Linked DNA regions of Mus musculus: region 2 is linked to region 1. A link is a contact called in ENCODE Hi-C or POLR2A ChIA-PET data. All regions are on one chromosome and are shown on one strand. The core of a region is the stretch at or near the end of the contact, and the rest is flanking DNA. Distances in the headings are between cores, read along the strand shown.

What was found. Hi-C counts contacts between places; a loop is a spot of excess contacts on that map. ChIA-PET counts read pairs that join two places held with the same protein, here RNA polymerase II (POLR2A).
Region 2: a loop to region 1 is called in a map of heart, with 4 times the contacts of the local background. The contact joins the promoter of Oga here to the promoter of Npm3 in region 1. A Hi-C loop is called at or near these places in 5 of 37 maps with a recorded cell type or tissue (all heart). POLR2A ChIA-PET finds 5 or more read pairs at or near these places in 2 of 5 experiments (Patski and embryonic stem cell).

Annotation. Positions count from the first base shown.
Region 1 is chr19:45,748,191-45,754,056 of GRCm38, reverse strand. It overlaps Npm3 (nucleoplasmin 3), which reads left to right and starts at 4,492. Exons shown (of 6, transcript NM_008723.2): 1 at 4,492-4,618; 2 at 4,915-5,000; 3 at 5,188-5,307; 4 at 5,418-5,511; 5 at 5,777-5,866. The coding sequence starts at 4,501. Oga (O-GlcNAcase) reads left to right here. Exons shown (of 16, transcript NM_023799.4): 16 at 1,777-3,802. The coding sequence ends at 1,913.
Region 2 is chr19:45,779,485-45,784,968 of GRCm38, reverse strand. It overlaps Oga (O-GlcNAcase), which reads left to right and starts at 1,416. Exons shown (of 16, transcript NM_023799.4): 1 at 1,416-2,037. The coding sequence starts at 1,839.

The sequences.
Region 1 (5,866 bases), core at 3,243-5,742:
CAGAGTTGTTGCTATTTGACGCTCACTCCTGGCCTGAGCTCGGTCTCCAGAGGAACCAGTGCCACAGGCTTGGCCTTGCCTCCATATATGCTGTGGCTCTGTCGGTTTTTTTGTTTGTTTTGTTTAAGTTACTTCCCCCTCCCTCCCTTTATAGGATGTAGGGATGGGTGTGTGTGTTGGGGTGTGTGTGGAGTGTGGTGTGGCATCTCTATTGCCCAGATTACCCTCAGGTTCTTGGGCTCAAGCTATCTTCCTGCCTTGTCCACTTAAGTGGATCGGGTCTGCACCTACCGTGTCTGGCTTGTTACTTATTTACTTTGAATTAACTGGCGTAAAGAGTTCAGTGTGCATTGATCCTTGAAAAAATGCTGCTCTTTTATAATATGAACACTAATTTTGAACTTCACTTGAATGAGAAACATGAGATAGTTTGGTTTGTTCAGAAGCCCATAAGTGGTTGAAGATTAAATTAACATAATGAAACTTTGTGCAACTTCTGTTGTATTACTTAAATGGAGTCTTCAGAAATTCCTTGTTTCACCATTAATACTGTGGGGGTGAAATCTATCTATATAGGGCAAGATGATGTTTTAGGCTCTAAGTACCACAGGTATTTCTTGAATATATTTTTTTAGGCAGCCCTTTAAAAAAATGTAAGAACACATTTTAAGACTGAACATTGTAGTACACATAATCTCAGAGTGTGAGAATCTGAGGTAAAAGGGTTATAACAGGCCTAGCCCAAGCTACATGGTGAGAATCTAACTCAACAGAGTTTATTGGCCTTTAGCTGGTAGAAACGCGAGTAGTTTGTCAGCCATTTTCAGAGTTCTTTTTTTGTTTTTGTTTTTTCGAGACAGGGTTTCTCTGTATAGCCCTGGCTGTCCTGGAACTCACTTTGTAGACCAGGCTGGCCTCGAACTCAGAAATCTGCCTGCCTCTGCCTCCCGAGTGCTGGGATTAAAGGCGTGCGCTACCACGCCTGGCAAGAGTTCTAGTTTTGTAGCTCAGGGTAAAACACTTAGATGCACAAAGCACTGCCTGCCCAATCCCAGATTGTTCCTGCCTTTTAGACCAGCCTTTTTTCCCCTCCCATCGTTCTTTTTTCTTTTGGCTTGTTTTTTTGTTTTTGTTTTGTTTTCAAGACAGTTTCTCTGTGTAGCCCTGGGTATTCTGGAACTCAAAAGTTGCACCTGCCTCTGCCTCCTGAGCACTGGGACTAAGGGGGCATGCAGAGCTGCCACTACCCACTAAGACTTTTCTTTCATGGGAAGAATTTTACTCACTCATTGTTGGCTAAGTATTAAGAATTGTAATGCAAGGGCTGCAGAGATGGCCCAGCGGTTACGAGCGCTGCTCTTCCAGAGGATCTGAGTTCAGTTCCCAGCAACTACATGGTGGCTCACAACCATCTGTAATGGGGTCTGATGCCCTCTTGTGGTGTGTCTGAGGACAGCTACACTGTACTCATATATATAAAATAAATCTTAAATATATTTTTAAAGTTAGGTATTTTTTAAATCAAAGTCAACCTGATTTAGTGAGTTCTAGGCCAGCCAGGACTATAGAGTGAGACCCTTTCTCAAAAGCAAAAACAAAAAAGACTTTAAAAAGTTGTCAGTCTGCGAATATAGCTCAGAGTTCCCCATTATGTACCCCGTTAATAAAAGTTATAATATGAAATTTAGGAATAGATAAAGCTGTTACCTGTATTAAACACGGTTCAAATCTATATGATACACTTACTTACATTTAAAACATTTGTTTTATTTCTAGGCTCCCGGGGGGCTTTCTGTGAAGTAAGACCAGATGATAAAAGGATTCTGGAATTTTACAGCAAGTTAGGCTGTTTTGAAATTGCAAAAATGGAAGGATTTCCAAAGGATGTGGTTATACTTGGTCGAAGCCTGTGACACTTGTTGGTACTGTGAACTGTCCAAAAGTCCCTTAACTCCGCCTTGTGGTTGGTGGTTGAGGTCTTCACACAGTTCAGTGTCTGGAGCTGGAGCGGCAGCAGATCAGCCAGTTGACTTGGAAACAAAGATGACTGTAAAGCGCACCCATCACCTTCTCAGATGCTCACTGGTTGGGAGAAGATAGTATTGCTGCATACCCCGTGCAGCTTGTGGTGTGCTCCTCTTTGGGTCTTGTGTTAGGGTCAGGGCCTCTTACGTGGGGCTCTCTAGGGAGAGATTCTTAAATAAATGGAGTCAGCACTATTTTCTGCATCCAGTGTGGTTGCATTTCTCACCTAAGAGCAACGAAGTTCACTCTCTTTACTCTCCTTGGTGTGCTGGATGAAATGTCTCTGTTCTTTGGAGACATGGCTGGAATGAGAAATTTAGTGAGTTTCAATTTGGGCAATTTTTCTGCTTTTTGTAAAGTTCTGGGCAACTGTCTCCTGTAACTGTTGGTTCAGGCCATTGAGCTTTGTTAGGGACAAATGTGCATTTGTTTGTGGCCAAGGCCTAAATTGACAAACTTGTAAATCTCTGTATATAGATTAGCTGTAACCCGACTGTTCTTTGTTTACTGTTTTATATATTATGGGGTTTTTTTTTCCTTTGAAAATGAAAGGTGTTGGTTTAGGATGGCACTTTGAATTATGTAAATCAGTGAATGGTAGATTTCCTTTACATCTGTCCTTTTCTTCCTAATAGTTTTTATTTTTGAAGTGCCTCCCACATAGGGTTAGGCCATGACTATTTAGGGTATGAGCACCTAACTTCTTATGACTCAGATATGTTGGGAAGTGCAGTAACTCCTGGGAATTAACCTTAATAGCAGATCCGCATGTGAAATGTTCTGACATTGTTAAGTAAGGGTAAGGGGACTGACCAGTGGTCTCCTTTGTCCTTGAACAGTTGTCATTTAATCGCAAAGACCTGTTAACTACTGGTTTAATCGAATCAGTCCTTAATTCTTGCATGTTTGTATCTAATTTTTAAAAGAAAGAATAAGTATATGTTAACAATATGTATACTTTTTCTTTTAATCAGAGATTCTGAAAACTTCATGTTATTTTAATTTAGATTTGGTGAATTTAAGGGTTTTGAGCATGAAGCTGGCACATAGTGTCTGCAGGATTATTATTCTTTAATCATGGCTAGCTATCTAGTAACGTCATAGATTTTCAACAGTCTTTTGTTACCTTGCTTTCCTCCAGTTCTACATAGCTTTTGAACTTTGAGCTGAGGGGGGAGAGAGAAGAGGGAGCTTGAAACATTTTCCTTTCTAGAACTCCAGTGTGAGCTTGTGAGGTAGTCTTTTAGCACTATATAGAGTGGACCCAGGGAGGCCCAAGAACCAGAGGCCCAAGAGTGTGCTGAAATGTGCCGCCTCCTTAGGGTGCGAACCTTTGCGATAGGATGTGCTGTGAAACCTAAGTCAAGGTTGGTTTTGAAGGCTGGGGTGAGGGGCAAAATTGTTACTAGATATTAAGACCGTTTAATGTTCCTTAGCGTTCTGAATCCATCTCATGCCTCAGTGAGAATTACAAGGTTTTATTCAGAGCGTTTCAGAGTTTCATACGGAATCAGGAATTGAACAAGTTGCTTTTTGTTTAATGTTGGCTTTCAATAATCACATGGGATGATCTTCTGGACATAAGTGAAAACATGTCCAGGTCTCTACTGTCATTGCTGTAGGATAAAGTGCTCTGCCATCTTCCATGGTTATGAATATTTATTAATGTTGGAATAACATTTCATTGTTTAGATCACAGCTCAGTTCCTATAGAAAACGAACTGTAAACCTATCTGCAGACCATGCAAGAGGCACAATAAAACTTGAAGTGAATGTGTGCTGTGCTGCTTTTTCTCTGGGTTCTCCCTTTTTTTCCCTCACATCTCTTGATCCCTTAGGTATCCGAAGCTATTTCAGTGTAGGCTGGATTGAAGACAGCCCTGCCCTCCTGCCTTCCACAGCAAAGATTTTTCTCAGAAAAGTACATTTGTTTTTGTTTTTAAGTAAGTTGCTCTGTTTACTACAGGTAAAATTTGTGTGAAGTTGGGGGGGGTGTCACAGAGTTCCTCACTGGAACATGGCTTCATTTCCTTAGATAAAGGAATTTTGGTGGTGGAGGGGGGGGGTGGGTCGCCTAAAGAGGAGGCTGTACTATGAACAGTAGTTGATCTCCACATCTGAGTTTAGGTCTTGGCTGTCAAGCCTCCAGCATGATCAGGAAGCGGGGGGGGGGGGGGGGGGGGGGGGGGTGTGAGTAAAAATGGCTGCTCCGTACCCCAAGTTTACTGAAAAAGGAGATACGAAAGGTTTACACTAACATCTGTATGTATATATCCCCGGGTTGGAAGAAGGGGCTTCAGTGAGTGGACGCTAACTTTAAGCCCTCGTGGAGATTTCTTCTGGGGCCTTGTTACCTGTCCTCGTGGAAGAGGCGACGACTGCTCCTCCCTGCTTCGTGTGGCGAGCGCGGCTCCTTTAATGGGCGGGACCGGAACTGGCTGAGGCGGGGGGCGGGGCGCTCACGGCCGTTTCAGCATGGCGGCCGGCGCGGCGGCTGCTTTAGCGTTCTTGAACCAAGAGAGCCGAGCCCGAGCTGGGGGCGTCGGGGGCCTGAGGGTCCCGGCCCCGGTCACAATGGACAGTTTCTTCTTCGGTATTGAACGCGGGAGTGGCAGAGTGGTACGGGGCGGGTGAGGCGTGGCCGAGGAAGGCGGCCGGGCGCCGCTGTGGCCGGGCGCAGCTGTGGGCCGAGGGCTCCTCGCTCGCTCGCCCTAACCGGTTCTTCCCGAGTGGGATGCCCGTCCACGTGTTCTGGGCGAGCAAGCGGCCGGTTCCCCCCCCGCCGCCGCGGCACATGGCCGGGTGGAGGGGACAGCGGAGTTTGTGGAGCGTCCTCGCGCGCTGTCCCCTCCACGCGTGTACCCAGGCGACACTCGCTGGCTCTTGCAGGTTGTGAGCTCTCCGGCCACACCCGCTCCTTCACTTTCAAGGTTGAGGAGGAGGATGACACGGAGCACGTGCTGGCGTTGAACATGGTAAGGGGCCGCAGAGGGAGTTGGAGATGCGGGGGGCTAGCCGACACTCCGCCTGTCGCCCCTCTCCTCCACCCTCTGGTCCCCGCATCCGGTGCCACTGGGACTAGGCCGATTTTGGGGTAAGACGCCTTGGCTTTGGTGTCAGCCCTCCCTCACTTGAGACGCTGAGGTTCTGCCTGCCTTTCAGCTGTGCCTTACCGAGGGGGCCACGGACGAGTGTAATGTGGTGGAAGTTGTGGCCCGGGATCACGACAATCAGGAGATTGCAGTTCCTGTGGCCAACCTCAGGTTGTCTTGCCAGCCCATGGTGAGTTGGAGCCGTTCATTCCTCTCGGAGTCTGGTGGGACTGAGAACTTCGGTATTGATCTCCAAGTGGGTGGGCCAGCACGGCTCAGCCCGTCATTCTTGTCTTCCAGCTCAGTGTGGATGATTTCCAACTCCAACCACCTGTCACCTTCCGCCTGAAGTCCGGTTCTGGCCCAGTTCGGATCACTGGCCGGCATCAGATCGGTGAGAAGAGTGGGCCCTCTCCACTCCCGACTTACCCCAGTCTCATCTCCTAGTGTGTCCTGCATCTCAGGCTATGGTTCCAGTATTCTGTGCCTCCCACTGCCTCCTTCAGGCCTGGGAACTTGCTGTACCCTGCCTGCCCCAGGGGTCCAACTCCAGCGAGGTGGGTGGGCTCTTTTCCATCTAGACTTGGGGACTCTGGGAGATGAGGTTCCCTGTCAGCCTAGCAGCTGAATGAGTGGCTCTATCCTTGTGTATCCACCAGTTTGTATAAACAACGACCTTTCTGAAGAAGAAAGTGATGATGAGAGCGAAGAAGATGAAATTAAGCTGTGTGGCATCCTTCCTGCCAAGA
Region 2 (5,484 bases), core at 167-2,666, 34 kb before region 1:
AATACCAAGGGGCCTCTATTCCCAGTGATGGCCGACTAGGCCATCTTCTGCTACATATGCAGCTAGAGACACGCGCTCTGGGGGTACTGGTTAGTTCATATTGTTGTTCCACCTATAGGGTTGCAGACCCCTTCAGCTCCTTGGGTGCTTTCTCTAGCTTCTCCATTGGGGGCCCTGTGTTCCATTTTATAGACTGTAAGCATCCACTTCTGTATTTGCCAGGCACTGGCATAGCCTCATACAAGAGACAGCTATAACAGGGTTCCTTCAGCAAAATCTTTCTGGCATATGCAATAGTTTGACTACTTTCTTAACATTGAACATGAGAGGTTTGTTCCCAAACAGGGCAGATTTTTTTTTTTTTTTTTTTTTTTTAGTCTTTTTGAGACAGGGTTTCTCTGTATAGCCCTGGCTATCCTGGAACTCACTTTGTAGACCAGGCTGGCCTGGAACTCAGAAATCCGCCTGCCTCTGCCTCCCAAGCGCTGGGATTAAAGGTGCGCCACCATCGCCTGGCTGGCAGATCCCTTAAGGAACCAAAATGTCAAGTGTACTCTGAGGCAAGCCCTTAGAGTACAGGAGGCAAGCCCTTAGAGGCAGGGTTTCCTTGGAAATGCTGATGCTAAGGCTAAAAGGGTCATGTCCCTTACGCACACCGCACACTCTCCATCGCCATAACAAACTCGCCTTCCACTCTCTTCTACTTTTATTAGACGTTTGTTTTCCCTGTGCTTGGAATGCAGTCTTTCTTCTCCATACGTAGTCTGGTGAATTTCATACCACAGCCTCTCCCAAAACAAACGTAGGGCTCAATCAGGCAGAGACGTAACAGCAGGTTTTAACCATATTATGAGGTCATAATGGTCCCAACAGCCCAGGATGAGGCAAACTCAATAAAACAGTTGACTGCTCAATTTAAAACACGGTTAACTCCGAAGACAGGATAGAAGAAACAATGAGTCAGGACAGAGGCGTGAGCTGAGCTCCTTGGCATGGTGTCTTCACAGAAGCAGACGTGGGTCAGGCAGCCCCGATGAGCCAAACTGGTACAACAATCTCCAAAGTAGGTCAGTGTCTCCTACCACTTTAAGAACTAGAAGTATCGTCCCGGCGCCTGCGCATTGAGAGGGTAAACACCTCCTTTCCGCCCCCCCCCCCCCCCTTCCTCCCAAACTCCCCGGCCGGCCGCATTCTCCCATGTTCCCCTCCTCCGGGTGGGGTAATGGTCCGACCCAGAGTGTGGCGCTCATCCCGGAGGGTGGCGAGCCAAAATGGTACGTCCCACCGCCGCACACCTCCGCGGTGTTCACGGCGCCCTTTGTCCTTTTTCTCCCCTAGCAAATAAAGCGCAATGGGCTTATCCCAAGGAAAGGCGGGGGAGCCGGGCTGGGGACCGGTCTGAGCCGGTCTGTAGCGCAGGCGCAGTGCGGATAAACAGGAAGCGGGCGGCAGAGGCAGCGGCAGGAGCTGCTTAGGGACTCCGGTGGGGGAAGAGAGCCGGAGACGCCGGGCTGTCCGGAGGGCGGCGGGCGTGGAGGACGAGCGAAGGCGCCTCCTCGGTCCTCCTTCCGTGGAGACGCGGCGGCTGCCTCGCCCTCCGCTTAGGCTCCCGGCTCCCAGCGCGGGGCGAGGCAGCGGCTGACAAAGGGCTCGAGCCGGTGCCGCCGCCCTTCTCATCCGGGCACTCCGGGCCCCCGCCGAGAGGAAGGGGGAAGGGCGGAGGGGGAGGGGAAGGAGCCCCGGAGGCGCGCGTTCGGAGCCGCGGCCCCTTTGCAGGGCTCCGGGCCTTTGGCCCAACGGACCGAGGCCGAAGGGGAGCGGTGGCCGGCGGCAGGAGGATGGTGCAGAAGGAGAGCCAGGCGGCGCTGGAGGAGCGGGAGAGCGAGCGCAACGCCAACCCTGCCGCCGCCTCGGGGGCTTCGTTGGAGCAGTCGGTAGCTCCCGCCCCCGGAGAAGATAACCCATCGGGAGCCGGGGCTGCGGCCGTGGTCGGGGCGGCCGGAGGGGCCCGCAGGTTCCTGTGCGGTGTCGTGGAAGGTGAGTTGGCCTTCCAGTCCCGCGTAGGTGTTCAGCCTCCGTCCCCGGGAGGGGCGTGCTGGTGACTTTTCCCGCAGTTCCCCGCCCCCAGGACGGGAGGCGTCCGTCATTGCTCACACGGGGTTACGGGGAGGAGACAGACGGTGGGCACACTTCTTTACCCTCCGCTATGTCACGGCTTCGGCGACTCCGGGCTATGGAGGAGCCTGACCCCACCCTCCTCTGGCTTAGAGCCACACAGATTTGTCGGAGGAGGAGGCGGTGGCAAGGAAGGAGCCTGTGGTCCGGCTGTGGGCTTCACTTCTTTGTACCTTGGGATCTTAGTCCGCAGAGATGCCTGCTTTCAGTTGAAATTTGTGCAGCGCTCCCATCCCCCGCCCCTATCCTTGTAAGGGGAAAAAAAATCAGCCCTCACAGGCACGTTTTTACCCGTGAAGGAGCGCAGTCAGCTTATTATATTACAGATTCCTTCAGGCTTAGGAAATTGTTTTGTTTTTATTTTTATTTATTTATTTTTGTTAGCCTGTAAGCCTCCTTCACCTCTTAAGACTCACTTGTAGCCCAGAAAAGTATCATCCTTTAACAATTGCTGTTTTTTTGACTTGGGAGTGTGTGTAAATACCAGTATATCATATCTCAGAGCATCTGTTATGTGGAGTTAGAATTCAGTGAAAGTCTTAATTTCTGTCTTCTCATTTACAGTTGAAAAGGACGAGGGCGTTTTGATAGTAAGGGAAGATGCCGGAAGATCTTAATTACAATTTCTGAAATAGAATGGGTGGATACCGAGCTCAGGAAAGCTTAGTTCTTCCCTAAGCACTCCGTAATTTGAGTTTTCTTATGGATTTTTTTGTTTGTTTGATTTTTGTTTTGTTTTTAGTGGCAAACTCAACGTTTTCTAGTTTCTTTCTCTATTATTATTATTATTATTACTGGGGAATATAAAAACTAGTACTCAGGACTGAAGAGATGGCTCAGCGATTAAGAGCTCTTCCGGAGGTCCTGAGTTCAATTCCCAGCAACCACATCCATGGTGGCTCACGACCATCTGTAATGAGATTCGATGCCCTCTTCTGGTGTATCTGAAGACAGCCACCGTGAACTTGTATATTAAATAAAATCTTGTTTTTTTTAAAAAAACAAACCAAAACATTTTAAAGACTAATACTCAAGCCAAAAGGGATAAAGTTAGGTTGGCCTCCTGGTTGAGAGCTCCAGCTTTTCCACTGTCATGGAAGACCGAGGTCGTAGGTCTGGTAGTTGAGAAAGGTTAATTGGAGGGAGAATATTCTTGGCAGGAAGACATGGAACAGCAGGGCAAAATTTGGGGGAGCACCGTTGTTCCTGGAGCCCAGATTTATGAAAACATGAGTGCTTTGTGCGTTATACATACTGGGCTTGCTGGAGTACAGACATTTTTAGGGGGAAAAAAGTGGAATTTTTTTTTTTTAAAGACATCATCACAGTTTTATTTCTGACAGAAACCATGGGTCTGAAACGGGTTATACAGAGTGCTAAGATCTTCCTGACTACCTGTTGTTCGGCTCGGCAATCTTCTGTAAATGAGAAAAGATGGAAGTCCTATTTGTGGGCAGGTCTCCTGTAGCCTAGGTGATCAGGAGCTGAAGCACAGAACGACCTTAAACTTGTTATCTTCCTGCCCTTGGAGTGGCCGAGATTGCAGACCACCATCCTACTTTAGGTGTAAGCTTTTGCTGTTGCTTTTTGTTTTAAATTTCCCCACACTATCCCAGTGTGTCATGGAATTCACTTTGTGTCCCAAACTGGCATTTAGTTTGAGGCCATCTTGCCATACAAGAGTCTTTATTGTATTGTCTCAGATCCTAGGATGGGGAAGGATAGGAAGAGAACTCTGAGGGATACAGAGAATTCAGAACTAGCCATGTTGTTGACAGTCTGTAATCTAGGGTTGGGAGGCCAGCCCTGGTAACAAAGTAAGATCTTGTTTTAGCAACAAGTGAAAGGAGGTAGCTTACTGTGCCTTCTCTTGGTAGTACTAAACGTGAATCTCTTTAAAGTATATTAAAACAGCTCTCATTGGATGTGGCTTACACCCTTGATCTTAGTGCTCTGAAACAGAGGCAGAATCAGATAGATATTCGAGGGTTTTTGAGGCCAGTGTGGTCTACAGAGCACGTTCCAGTGCTGCCAGGGCTGCACAGAGAGAAACATTGTCTCAACGGAAAAAGAAGAAGAGAAACTAGAGAGTGTGGCTGCACTTTGATGATGTTTAGTTGTCATTCTTTTGGGGGTGCAGATTACCTGCCTAAGATTGGGGTATTTTGTAGGGGAGGCGGCCATGATAGGAGGAAGCACAACAGCCTGTGCAGATCAGAGGCAGTTGGAAGGAGCCATTCTCTTTCCACCATGCGATCCTTCCTGGGGTTGTCAGGGTTGGCCCACACCTTTATCTGCCCTGCTATCTCCTGTTCCTAGAGTGCTGGTTGTGACCATCTCCATGGTGCTGCTGAGATCTTACGTCTTCCTAGTGATTAGGCTGAGGCCGGTTGAGGGCAAGGTTAGGTAGGCGATGCGGTGGTCGAGCGCGCTAGGGAACTTCAGTGACTTTGCTCATCAGTCGGTGTTTTAGTATTTCAAGTATTTGCAGTTTTCATTTTAAGTGCAGAAATAGCTGTACCAAAAAGAGAAGTTTGTTTCCTGCACTGGACACTAGGAAGTCAGTTCTGTCCCTAACTTCATTTCATATTTGGCTGTGGAATTGAGGGCTTGAAGGTTTACTGTTGAGGACGGTTCAGTGCCACTGTTGAGGCTGTGCGCACGCACCTCCTTTATTCATTCACTTGATCTCCTTTGTTGTAGGAACTTTTTAAAAAGGTGATCATAGCCAAGTGTGATGATTCACACCTGGAGCTTCTGCACTTAGAAACAGAGGTGGCAGATGGCTACAAGTTCTAGACCAGCCTACATTAAAGAGCAACTCTATTGCAAAGTTGGGTATTTAGGTAGGTGGGGTCATGCACACACCTTTTTCTAATTATTTGATCTTATTACCTTGTTTAGCTCTTAAAGTCATCCCTCTAGAAGTAATTAAGCTGCCTTTTTAGTTTTTTTGAGACAGGGTCTCATACTGGAGCTTAGGTTAGCCTGGAAATACATAGCCTGGACTGGCTTCAAACTACTTCTGCCTTGGCCTTTTCTATACCTGGACCAAGGGCAGAGCCACGATGCCTGTCGTCCTCTTCAGTGTTAACACTTTGGTTTGCTCTCCTTCAGTGAGAGTGCATGCCAGGTATGTTCCAGCATTGAAAACAAATTATGTGTGTTAGGTGAGTAACTGGGATTGTGGGGTCTCATGAATACTATGCCAGTGCTCTGTCACTGCATCGTATCCTCAGAAAGAATAAACACTCTCTGGTCCTTATTTCACAGTAAAAAAGAAGGGAAGTTTGGGGTCTTAATGGCGGC